4 separate regions of the Homo sapiens genome follow, and regions 1, 3 and 4 are each linked to region 2. Evidence: chromatin contacts called from ENCODE Hi-C or POLR2A ChIA-PET data. All regions are on one chromosome and are shown on one strand. The core of a region is the stretch at or near the end of the contact, and the rest is flanking DNA. Distances in the headings are between cores, read along the strand shown.

The links. A loop is a pair of places that touch in the nucleus more often than their neighbours do. ChIA-PET counts read pairs that join two places held with the same protein, here RNA polymerase II (POLR2A). Pooled maps may share reads with other maps.
Region 1: a pooled map shows a loop between it and region 2 (2.3-fold over the local background). The contact joins the enhancer-like site here to the promoter of RND3 in region 2. A Hi-C loop is called at or near these places in 1 of 50 pooled maps. POLR2A ChIA-PET finds 5 or more read pairs at or near these places in 3 of 52 experiments (A673, AG04450 and HEK293).
Region 3: a map of PC-3 shows a loop between it and region 2 (5-fold over the local background). The contact joins the enhancer-like site here to the promoter of RND3 in region 2. A Hi-C loop is called at or near these places in 2 of 168 maps with a recorded cell type or tissue (IMR-90 and PC-3) and 1 of 50 pooled maps. POLR2A ChIA-PET finds 5 or more read pairs at or near these places in 1 of 52 experiments (AG04450).
Region 4: a loop to region 2 is called in a map of Caco-2, with 4 times the contacts of the local background. The contact joins the enhancer-like site here to the promoter of RND3 in region 2. A Hi-C loop is called at or near these places in 4 of 168 maps with a recorded cell type or tissue (Caco-2, PC-3, Right ventricle myocardium inferior and 1 more) and 3 of 50 pooled maps. POLR2A ChIA-PET finds 5 or more read pairs at or near these places in 2 of 52 experiments (PC-3 and PC-9).

What each region holds. Positions count from the first base shown.
Region 1 is chr2:150,643,034-150,645,733 of GRCh38, forward strand. No RefSeq gene overlaps it. Among named protein-coding and RNA genes, the nearest start is that of LINC02612, 15 kb to the left of the region's middle. Within about 2 kb of position 1,363, at least 3 of the 41 ENCODE cell types and tissues checked have a DNase peak (open chromatin) inside an H3K27ac peak, as active enhancers do.
Region 2 is chr2:150,486,378-150,489,139 of GRCh38, forward strand. It overlaps RND3 (Rho family GTPase 3), which reads right to left and starts at 1,290. Exons shown (of 6, transcript NM_005168.5): 1 at 1,172-1,290; 2 at 891-1,078; 3 at 317-404. The coding sequence starts at 1,040.
Region 3 is chr2:150,680,015-150,682,798 of GRCh38, forward strand. No RefSeq gene overlaps it. Among named protein-coding and RNA genes, the nearest start is that of LINC02612, 53 kb to the left of the region's middle. Within about 2 kb of position 1,522, at least 4 of the 41 ENCODE cell types and tissues checked have a DNase peak (open chromatin) inside an H3K27ac peak, as active enhancers do; they include IMR-90 and PC-3, where a contact is called at or near this core.
Region 4 is chr2:150,308,452-150,311,510 of GRCh38, forward strand. The region is part of intron 2 of LINC01818 (long intergenic non-protein coding RNA 1818); the gene reads left to right. Among named protein-coding and RNA genes, the nearest start is that of LINC01817, 53 kb to the left of the region's middle. Within about 2 kb of position 1,365, at least 2 of the 41 ENCODE cell types and tissues checked have a DNase peak (open chromatin) inside an H3K27ac peak, as active enhancers do.

The DNA.
Region 1 (2,700 bases), core at 113-2,612, 160 kb after region 2:
TACAAAAATGCCAGTATTGTCACTGTACTGGTTCAGTTGTTTATGCATATATTTTATTGCCCATTTTATTTGTATGTACTAGTAGACTTTAATTTTATGTTTCTTGTTAAACCATCAATACCTTCAGATTACTAAAACATATTCTCTATTTTCGGTGTAATTACCCTCCATCCTCCCCCAGCACACACACCGTCTAGAATGGTTCTCTGCCCAGCGTCGATCCTGGAAGATGTAGCTGCCTGACCTTATCTAAGAGTAATGTGCCGTTGCTGTGTGGGATGCATGAGTATGAGTTTACATGCATGTTTGTGGATGGTGACTGCCTCCAAGGGCAACACCTAAAGCAGGACAGAATCAATATTCAGCAGAGTCATTTCTTTGGCAGCTGAAATGAACCTGAAGGAATCTTGCTGTCACCAATACATTCTTGAACGCCTGCAACTGTAAATTCACCCACCCACCTGAACACGCTCAAGGGAAATAATTTTCTCAGCTTTGGAATGCATCCCCCTCACAGTGGGTCAGATAAAAAGCCTCGAAGCAGTAACCGATGAGTAATGAGAGACTGTGAGAGTTGAGTCCAAGTGATATTTGCGGGAACCTTCATTAGTCAGGGTGTAATGACAGGATTGAGGCTTAAGTGCTGCTCTTGAATATTCACCTTCTGCTACTTCATATATCCTTCCTCTGTCTTGTCATCAAAAGACAATAAATTCCTTTTATTTGAGGGGCTAGAGAATGGGATGCTTTGGTTCATGCAATATTCTGGTTCCTGAGTACCGTCCCAATAGTTTAATAGTTAATTCTCATTAGCAATCGTTCTGCATTTTACTGGAAGGCTTTGGAAATAGTTATCTGGATGAATCAAGGATATTCAAGGTCTTGCAATGACAGGGGCATCATCAGGAAATTTCCATGCAAAGTACTGCACATACAAAAAACAAGCTAAAACTGTTCTGACCATAACACACACCTTAGATGTTGTTGATTTGGAAACAAACCTTATTTCCATTATTTCCATTGTCCATGTCACCCACAAAAATGAACCATGAATTAATTTTTTTCTATGCCATTTAGTTGATGTTTCTTTTTCTATGCCATTTAGTTGCTTGGTAGTAAAAAAACAGAGTTTATTCTCTATTAAGCAGTTTTCTGTGACAATAATGAGCCTATCATTGCATTTTAATTTTCAATTGAAGTGTTCTCATCAAAGAAGCAGGCTGTTGTCCAAAATGAGAAATTGCTGACCCTTTCTGGGCTTCTCTCCACTGGAAGTAGGCCCCTCCAAACATGGACACAGCTCAACCCCACTTAGTTCCTCAGAGCAGATGAGGTCATATCCTGGTGCCGTGGCGCTCTGCTCTGTACAGTCCCAATAATCTGACCATTGCTTGTGTGAAAAGTAATGCTCAGAATTTTAGATTGTACAGCTAGCTAACAGAGGAGGGTACTGTCTGTGTGGGGAACACTACGTGATTCATATTTTCTTTGAAAAATTAGAGTCATATTTCTCTGGTGTGTCAACAGTGATGACTGAAAGCAGATTGCAGATTCTTTGTACTAAACTAGAGGGAAAAAGTTGAGAGAGAGAGTGCACAGGACAGCAAATGAGACTTCTCTTCAAGCAGAGAGGACTATATTCCTAGCAAATATACCTAAATCAAGTGCATAGTCCTTGGAATGTAATAGTGTAAACTCATGATGTGAGAGAGGCCATAGTAAGAGGAAAATGTGAACAGAAATAATTATTCTTGGCTAGCTAGGAACAGAAATGAACTGAGGGCATTGAGGACATCTGAATGTTTGTGTGAGGCAAGAAAACAAGGACACACATTGAGAGAACAGTCAGGAAGAGGAAGATACTGTTCCCGAAATAATTTGGTGCTGGGACTTCAGTGCTATACTAAGACTCTCTTGTCTTCTCTTTCCTTCCTCTGTTGTCATACTGCTTTGATCCCAGCAGCATCTCTTCAAAGATGCAAGACCTAGTTTATCCCCCTGCCAAACATATATTACACCTGCCAAAATCAGACGTGAGAATATGAACCCTATCTTCAAAACAGTTTCTCTATATTTGTTAAAAATACCTGATTCTACAGTCCTCCAAGGGAGGTGGGTGGTGGGTGGTAGGTGGCCGGTGGCCGTCATTCTCTAAAGAAAAGAGAAGCTTGGGGAGGATGTTGTAAGAAGGAAGGAAAGTGATCCATCCTCTTCCTCTTTAGGAAAATAGCTCTGTAGATGATCTCACATCTCACTGATTCCCATAGTGTAGGGCCCTCATGGTCACCTGATAATTCCTTCAGGCACCGAATCACGTACTTCACTCCCTTGCTGACCTTGTCTTCCTACCAGGCTTCTGGAAGCTTCAATAGATGTGTCTCCCAGTCCCCACCTCATCAGTGATTTGCCCTCAAACCAAGGCTAGGACAGAATCTAGGGGCATTCCAGGGAAACAAGATCCACTCAATCCTGCATCAAGAAGCACATGTTAGGAGAAAGAGAGATTAACTATTCCTTCTGGAGCTACACAGAATTCCAGTCATTCCAATGGAGAACTACAAGATGCATTAAGCTACTGCTGCCCCACTCCTAGACAATGTGCACTTTCTCTAAGAAGACACATCTAGCTCTCCAAAAATGGCCCAATATGTGCAATCAGAATCTCAGGGGAGAGGCTACAGAACTGAGAGAATGGATGAG
Region 2 (2,762 bases), core at 40-2,539:
TATCGGGCCACCTCGGCCGACCCAAGGCGACTTGACCACGACTCCGCGGGCGGACTGCGCCTGGCCACTAGTGGCTCCAACCGCGGGGTCACCCTGCGGGCACACAGCGCTCTCCTCTCCCCACTGCTATCTCCTCGTCCACGCTGTCGTCTGCCGCCCCCACCCAGAAGGGATACAATTTTCGCCCAACAGGGACCGTGGGAATCCCTTGGGAGGGGCGCAGACGGCTTGTAGCGCGCGGTTTCCCGAGACCCGCCGCGCATCCCCCAGCGACTGGAAACCCGCCCCAAGCGCCACGCGGTCCTCCCACTCTTACCCGAAGTGTCCCACAGGCTCAACTCTATTCTTTGTGTGTCGATTTCAAAACTGGCCGTGTAATTCTCAAACACTGTAGGAACGTAATTCTGGATAGACAAAATGGGCAAAAGAGGAAGGAAAGAGGGCAAAGAGGTTACGTTTAAACGCACGACACCCATTGAACACCCTTCCCCTCCCCGCTCCCCAGTTAAGAAAGAAAACCTTCACACATCAGACCACACACTAAGCACATGGACCCTTTCCGAAACCCCTGTCCTACTCCCCACTCACCCCACCCGGCTCTCACAGATCTGCTGACCCGAATCTCCCAACCCCAGGTTATGCACACAGGAACGAACAAGTTTCAGGAGCTAACCAGCCCATGTGCAGGCGCGTCCCAACCCTAAAAGCTTCCAGCGCACTTTCCCTTTCCCCGCAGTCTAATCAGGGGAAAGTAGTAAGGACCGAGAAAGACTTTTTTTTTTCTTTTTTTTTTTTTTTAAGGGAAAACGGATGAAAGCGGGGAGGCCCACCTCGGGACTGGGATCCCACTGGCCGACCCCCTCGTGGAAGCCGCGGCCGGCCACACTCACCTCGGGGAAGCAGTCCTTGGCGAAGACATGGAGCAGCGCAGTTTTTCCACACTGACTGTCTCCCACCACAACTATCTTGCATTTCACGTTCTGATTAGGATCCATGATAGATTTGCTGGATAATTTCTGGCTGGCTCTTCTCTCCTTCATTGATGTTGCCTTATTTTCTCTTGGAACAGGAATTTTCTCTTAAGAAGAAAAAAAAAAATATATATATATATATATATTTCTCTCTTTATAAAAAGCAGATATAAAAATAAATCACAAGGCTGATGGGCAACCTCTGAAACGCGGCGCAGACGAGGAGGAGAGCGAGAGGAGCAGGCTGGTTACTCCCCTCCAACAAGTTTTAAGCCTGACTCCTCACCGCGCCTCCCAAGTCCAATTCCGAGCCGACTGCTTTGTTTCACGCTCTCTGCGCGGCTTTATACGCCCGGCCTTCCAATCCTCTTCTTTCTCAATGAGAGGAGGAAACTGATCTGCCTCCTCCCCTTTTATGGAGCCTGGGAGCGAGCGCTGTTGGCGTTGCATGCCGAAAATGTAAGCAGTGCGCCCTCTAGGGTGCCCATTCGGGATCTATTTTAGACCAAGGCTCTTAGACAACATGAAGATCCCAAAGATGCTTTGCTGACAAGTCCACAGGGCAAGGTGGGAAACTGGTATCTGTGCATACTGATTTGAACTACAATCCCTTTAAATATAGTTTAATAGGGGCTTATCTGTAGAAGCCTCATGAGCATTTATGAAAACAAAAACATTTCCCACCCAAGTTAAAGGACAGTGATAAAACATAGGAAGCAAATCTTGGGTGGAGAATAGTTGAGTGGTTCTATTTTTTTTTTTAATGGTTTGTATCAGGTACATAGGCCATGGACCAATAGATCAGCCTCTTTATTCCAGATGCAAGAACAGGCTTGCCTGGGTCACGGTAGTAGACTGGCTTCTGAAACCTGTCAGTTTCAGTCGTACAAGTGGAGGCAGAAAGGTTTCGAGGGGTGGGTACAGGAGGTGGGAGGGGAGAAGAAAGAGAAGTGGAAGATGCCCATGACTGAGTGACAAAGGCCATTGGAAACTCAACCCTACTGCGCTAGGGACCCAAACACTTGTCAGCTTAGTTGCACCTCCCCACATTTGCAGTGAGGGGACTGGTGGGGGGGCAGATTTTGATACTATTAATTCTTTATCTATAGCCTCCATCTTCCCGGAATCAAAGCACCCTAGACTGGACTCAGAAGGCACAAACATCTTTAGCTGAAAAATGCAGATACAACCCTCCACCCTCTCTTCTGTCCTCCTCCACATCCATCTCCCTAGCCCTCCAACTCTTCCCCGCAAGCAAAAATCTTAGAAAGGACCAGAATAGCCCGCACATTTGTTCTTTTTCTATGAGAAGTCTTTCTTTTTCTCATCTTCAGCTCCTGCACCCTAAATGCTCAGGAGGTTTCAATTGTTACAATGTAGTAGCACACTGGCCAAAACCAGCTTATATGGTCCCCTGTGGAGACTCCTAGGCTTGTAAATGAGAAGATAAGGTGAAAACAAACAAATCAGAAAGTTTAACATGGGAAGTGAAAAGGCACAATGAAGAGTTGTCAAAAGCACTGATGTAAGTAGTGGACTGGTAGGGCCCCTGAAGCCTAGGGGATCCAGGAATGATGTCCTATTTGGGGCTGAGAAAATTGGAGCCCCCTCAAAGATCATTGACTCAGACTCCATCGGTGGGTCTGTGTTTACACAAGGGGAGGGTTGACCCACAGAGAAGCGGGTTGCTGGCCCTGCTAGGGTTCCTAGAGCAGCCTTTGCCAATGTTTGTTCTTCTGAGCTTTAGTTCCCTCCTGACACAAAGGGTGCCATGGCCCAATTAGTGAGGGC
Region 3 (2,784 bases), core at 272-2,771, 190 kb after region 2:
CTTACCTGGAACCCGTTACCATTTTATTCTTTCCATTTTCTCCTTTCTGAAATGAAAATGTCTATAACTGTCTCTCCCACCATTACATTTTGAAAGAAGATAACTTATTTTCTAATTTCCTAGGCAGACAGAAAGAATTTTGCCCCAGAATAAATCATATCCAGACCCTCACCCATACCTGATTTAGATGATGATTGCCTTAGTCCATTCAGACTGCTGTAACAAATTACCAAAAAACTGGATGGCTTAAAAGCAACAGGAATTTTTTTTCTTACAGTTCTAGAAGCTAGAAGGTTTAAGACTGAGGTGGCAGCAGATTTGGAGTCTGGTGAGGGCTTAGTTTCTGATTCACAGGTGGTGCCTTCTTGCTGCATCCTCACATGATGGAAGGAGGCAAAGCAGTTTTCTGGGGCCTCTTTTATAATCCCTTTCAGGAGGACAGGGCCCTCCTAACCTAATCACCTCCCAAAGGCCTCACCTTCTAATACCATCACCTTGGTGATTAGAATTTAACATATGAATTTAGGGAAGACACAAACATTCAGACCATAGCAATGATATTTGGGACTTTTGAACTGATGATATTTAGATGAGATTTTTGGACTTGAATAGATGCTTAAATCTATTGAGAATTTTTACAATGTTGGAATTAGGTGGATATATTTCACATGTGGGACAGATGTGAATCTTTTGGGCCAAAGGTCACAGATGCGGTAAGCTTAAAAAATGGCAAAAGGGCATTATATTTTATGGCAAAAGATGTGACAAAGTTAAGAATCTTGAGAGGAGGAGCTTATCCTGGATTATTCAAGTGAATCCTCAATGCTACCACAAGTGTCCCCATGAGAGAGGCAGAGGGAGACCAGATACAGACACTCAGAAGAAGAGGAGGTGATATGATTACAGAGGCTGAGATTGGAGTGATGTAGCTATAAGTCAGGACATGCCAACAGCTACCAGAAGCTGGAAGAGGCAAAGAATGGCTTCTCCCCTAGAGCATCAGCAGAAAATGCTTCCCTGCCTACACCTTGATTTTGGCCTTCAGAACCATGAAAGAATAAATCCCTGTAGTTTTAAACCACCCAGTATGGTAATTTCTTACAGCAGCCCAAGGAAACTTGTACACCAGGTAAGTAATAAAGAAATTAATTAATTTTTTATTGGAATGTGGAAAACACATATATAAGAAGAAGAGACTCATGCTCTCAACACATTTCCTCCCTCTAGCAAACTTCCTTTAGTTACAGGACCATCAGGTTTGCATGCCCACTGCACAGTAACATACCAACACACTGAGACAGCAGGACTTGCAGCAAAGAAAGCATTTAATGATCACAGGGTAGCTGAACAAGGAGATGAGAGGGACCCTCAGATGCATCTCCCTTAGGAGTTTTTAAGAGGATCATGGAGGGCAAAGGGCTGGAAAACTGGGATCATTTATCAGTCAGGGTAAGGGGATGAACTCGTCAGGATGTGGAAACCGTATTATTCAGTGAGTCAGTATGTCATGGGGTCCTTCAGACCAGCTGACATCAGTGATTTCATCAGTAGGCAGGGCCTGAAAGAATCTCTCAAATGGAAAATTTAATGTTTCACAATGCTTAAGATGTTATCTACAGAGCAGTTAAGGGGAACTATAATCCTAGGACAGGGTCTAATGTGATTCTGAGGTAATAGGCAGCAAATGACTATGAGGAAGTGGGTCAGAGAGCAGCTGACCTAATGATTAATGCTAAGTGTGCTGTAAGCTTGGTTTATTTTTTTCTCCCCCTCTCTTCTTCCCTGATTAATTTTATAAACTTTATAGGGATGGTTTCACTTTCCTGATATTCTGGTAAGTGGAAACTGATGAGTACATTACCACTGGGTATTGGTCATAGGAAGAAAAACAATTGCCTACAAACTACTATAATATACTCCTGAATATCATATTTTTATTTTCTGTTCCCAGGCAATGATATCAAGGGAGAATCTGCAGACATACCTTTATTAAGTTAAAATTTAATACCATGCTCCTGGATTTTAGAAAGAACAAAAGTGGGATACAGCCATACCTGAACTATTTCCAAGATTTCTAGCTATTTCTCCTTGATAAAGGCATTTTCCCTTTATGAGTATCTACTTCCTCATATTAAAATGAGGATGGTGGACTAGTCTCATGGGGTGGCTGGAAGATGTATGTTAGGACAAAGGTGTCACACAACAGGCAGTAAAAAATTATCATTGCCCCATCATCAACTGGAGGAGCTCATAGCTCATCTGCTTTTTCTTTGACTTCCAGGAGGCTCAGAGATAAATGTAATCTTTATCATAGTGGCTCATCAGGCTGAGTGATTAGCATATGGTGGTTTCTTTTTAATTCATATATTTAATTTATGTTAATTTTATCAACATTATTGTATATTTTTCTCATTATAAACTGCTTTCTGGAGACAGGTTAGATAGGCATAGTTAATAAGTGGTCAACTATGTTTGTTTATATTGTCTACGAAGATAATTGTCTTATATGGCCTATCCTGTGTTTGTTTTGGTGGAAAGTGATGGGGGCTCAAAAAAGTTAGCAGGCAGAAGTGTCTGGCTCCTTTAAACAACCAGTTTGTCTTGCGTCCAGGAAAATTATTTCCACCTTGGGAAAGAACATCCTTTAAAATGAACCTACTTAGAAAGGAAGCAAGGCCAAGCCCTCTCTATAAAGAAAAAACTTTGCCAAGGAACTACAGAGCTCCTTGAGGGCATGCAACACCCAGAATAAGTAACAGAAATGTGTGAGAGGCCTAAGTCAAG
Region 4 (3,059 bases), core at 115-2,614, 180 kb before region 2:
ATGCAGATCTTACTGAACACTGACAAAGGGGTGGTCTGAATCAACTTGATTTGCCTACAGAGTTGTGTGGCTACAAGCAAAAATGTTCCCCACTTACTTTCACCTTTGATAATATTGGGAAATATTTATTTGTGCCTTTATTGAAAATACATTTTCCAATAAAGGCCTCCTAATTGTGAATAGCGAGTCAGGTCTCTACACTCCCTTACCTATGTTTTTAACACTCTCTTTGATTTCAGATAGGTATATAGTAGAGAGATGGGGACAGGAAAGGGCTTGGGATCAAACAGAACAGCACAGTTCTTAGGTACATTGGAATTCTATAGTGCTAGCTATAATGTAGCCAGGGTCAAAACTAAAGGAACCAAATGCCCAAAGCACATTTTAAAGGAGGGAAATAATGAAATTTTAAAAAGTTATCAAGCTGGGGCCAAGATGGTTGATTAGAAGCAGCTGCAGTCTGTGGCACTCATAGAAGGAAAAAAAAATGAGGCACATAAATACAGGACCTTCAACTGAAATATCCAGGTACTTGCACTGGGACTGATCAGAGAAACAACTCGACCCATGGAGATCAAAGAAAAGCAGGGTGGGGCGATGGCCCACTGGGGAGCAACAATGAGCCAAGGGAAACTCCACCCCCAGCCAAGGGAAGCAGAGAGTGATTGGGTTACCCCAGGAAACCACACTTCTCCCACAAATCTTTGCAACCCACGGATCTGGAGGTCCCCTTGTGGGTCCACGCCACCAAAGCCTTGGGTTCAAAACACAGTGCTGTGTGGAGTTTCAGCAGAGCAGCTGCTCATACACACACAGAGACCAAGGAGCTTTACAGACTGCAACCCTGGGATCCCTGGCAAGGGTGTAGGTAGTTCAGGCAAGGCAGAGGGTATGTGCATACACCTAGGAAGGGAGCTGAATCCAGGGGGCTGAGTGGTGACAGTCTGTGAGCCCCACTTCCATAGCACATCACAAGATGAGACCCACTGTCTTGGAATTCCAGCCAGCCACCAGCAACAGGGTGGAGACTGTCTGAGATGGAACAGAGTCCCCAGGGGAGTGGACTGCCATCTCTGCTGTTTGGTCAATTCAGCCATTCCAGCCTGTGGGCTTTGGAGACTCCAAACAGTCCAGATGAGGAAGGGTCCCCCCAGCACAGCACAGCTGCTTTGCCAGAATGTGGCCAGACTGTTTCTCTAAGCGGGACCCCAATTCATTCCTCCTTACTATGTGGGACCTCCCAGACAGGGCCTCCAGCTACCCCCACCTGCCCATATTCTATGGACAGAGCTCTGATCTCTCCCTGGGGAGGGGTGGGACACGACCTTGGTTGTTTGGATGACTCAACCATTCCAGCCTGCAGCCTTTGGAGAGTTTAAGCCGACAGGAGCAGAGGCAGTTCCCCAGCACAACACAGTTGTTTGGTCAAGGTGTGGCCAGACTGCTTCTGTAACTGGGACTCTGATCCACTCCTCCTTGCAGGGCAGGTCCTCCCAGCCAGGGATTCCAGCCACCCTTTTCCATGTTCTATGGCCAACAGAGTTCTAATTTCTCCCTGGGATGGAGTGCCTGGGTGACAGGGCAGGCCACCACATTGGCTGTTCCAGCATCTCAGCAGGTCCAGCCTGTGGGCCTTGGAGAGCCCAAAACAATCAGGGGTTAACGATCAGGATCCCCAACACAGCACAGCTGCTCTACCAAAAGACAGCCAGACTGCTTCTTTAAGTGGGTACCTGATCCCATTTCTCCTGACTGGGTGAGACCTCCCAACAGGTATATCCAGCCACCTCCTACAGGTGTGTTCAGGCTGGCAACATGTCAGTACTCCACTGAAATGGAGTACTCCACTGAAATGGAGCTTTCAGAGGAAGGGGCAGGTTGCCATCTTTGCTGTTTTGCAGACTTCATTGGTGATACCTCTAGGTATGGGAAAAAACCAAGGTGATAAGGATGTGGAGCAGACCCCCAGCAAACTGCAGCAGCCCTATGGAAGAGTGGCCAGGCTGAAAAAAAAAGAAAGAAAGAAAACAACAACAAAACCACAAAACCCAACCCTATCCAAAGGTCAGGAAAGTCAAAGATCAAAGGTAGATAAGCCCATAAAGATGAGACAGAGTCAATGCAAAATCACTGAAAACTCAAAAAGCTGGAGTGCCCCTTTTCCTCCAAATAGCCATAACACCCCAGCAAGGGCTCAGAACTGGGCTGAGGCTGAGATGGCTGAAATGACAAATGCAGGCTTCAGAATGTGGATAAAAACAAGCTTTGCTGGGTTAAAGAAGCATGTTGTAACCCAATGCAAAGAAGCTGAGAATCATGATAACACAATGAAGGAGCTGACAGCCAAAGTAGCCAGTTTAGAGAGAAACATAACTGACCTGATAGAGCTGAAAAACACACTCTAAGAACTTTACAATGTAATCACAAGTATTAAGAGCAGAATATACCAAATGGAGGAAGGAATCTCAGAGCTTGAAGACTATCTTTCTGAAAAAGACAGCCAGATAAGAACAGAGCAAAAAAATAAAAAGGAATGAACAAACCTCTGAGAAATATGGGATTATAGGAAGGGACCAAGATGGCCAAATTGGAACAGCTCTGGTCTGCAGCTGCCAGTGAGACCAATGCAGAAGGTGGGTGATTTCTGCATTTCCAACTGAGGTACCCAGTTCATCTCATTGGGACAGGTTAGGAAGTGGGTACAACTCATGGAGAACTAGCAGAAGCAGGGTGGGGCATCAGTTCACCCGGGAAGTGCAAGGAGCTGGGGGATCTCTCTCCCTCAGCCAAGGGAAGCCTTGAGGTACTGTGCTACCAAGCCCGAGTACTATGCTTTTCCCACTGTTTTTGCAATCCACAGAACAAGAGATTTCCTCACGAGCCTACACCATCAGGGCCTTGGTTTTTAAGCACAAAACTGGGTGGTTGTTTGGGCAGGCACCAAGCAGTTTTTTTCATACCCCAGTGGTGCCTGGAACCCCAGACAAACAGAACTGTTCACTCCCCTGGAAAACAGGCTGAAGCCAGGGAGCCAAGTGGTCTTGCTCAGTGGGTCCCAG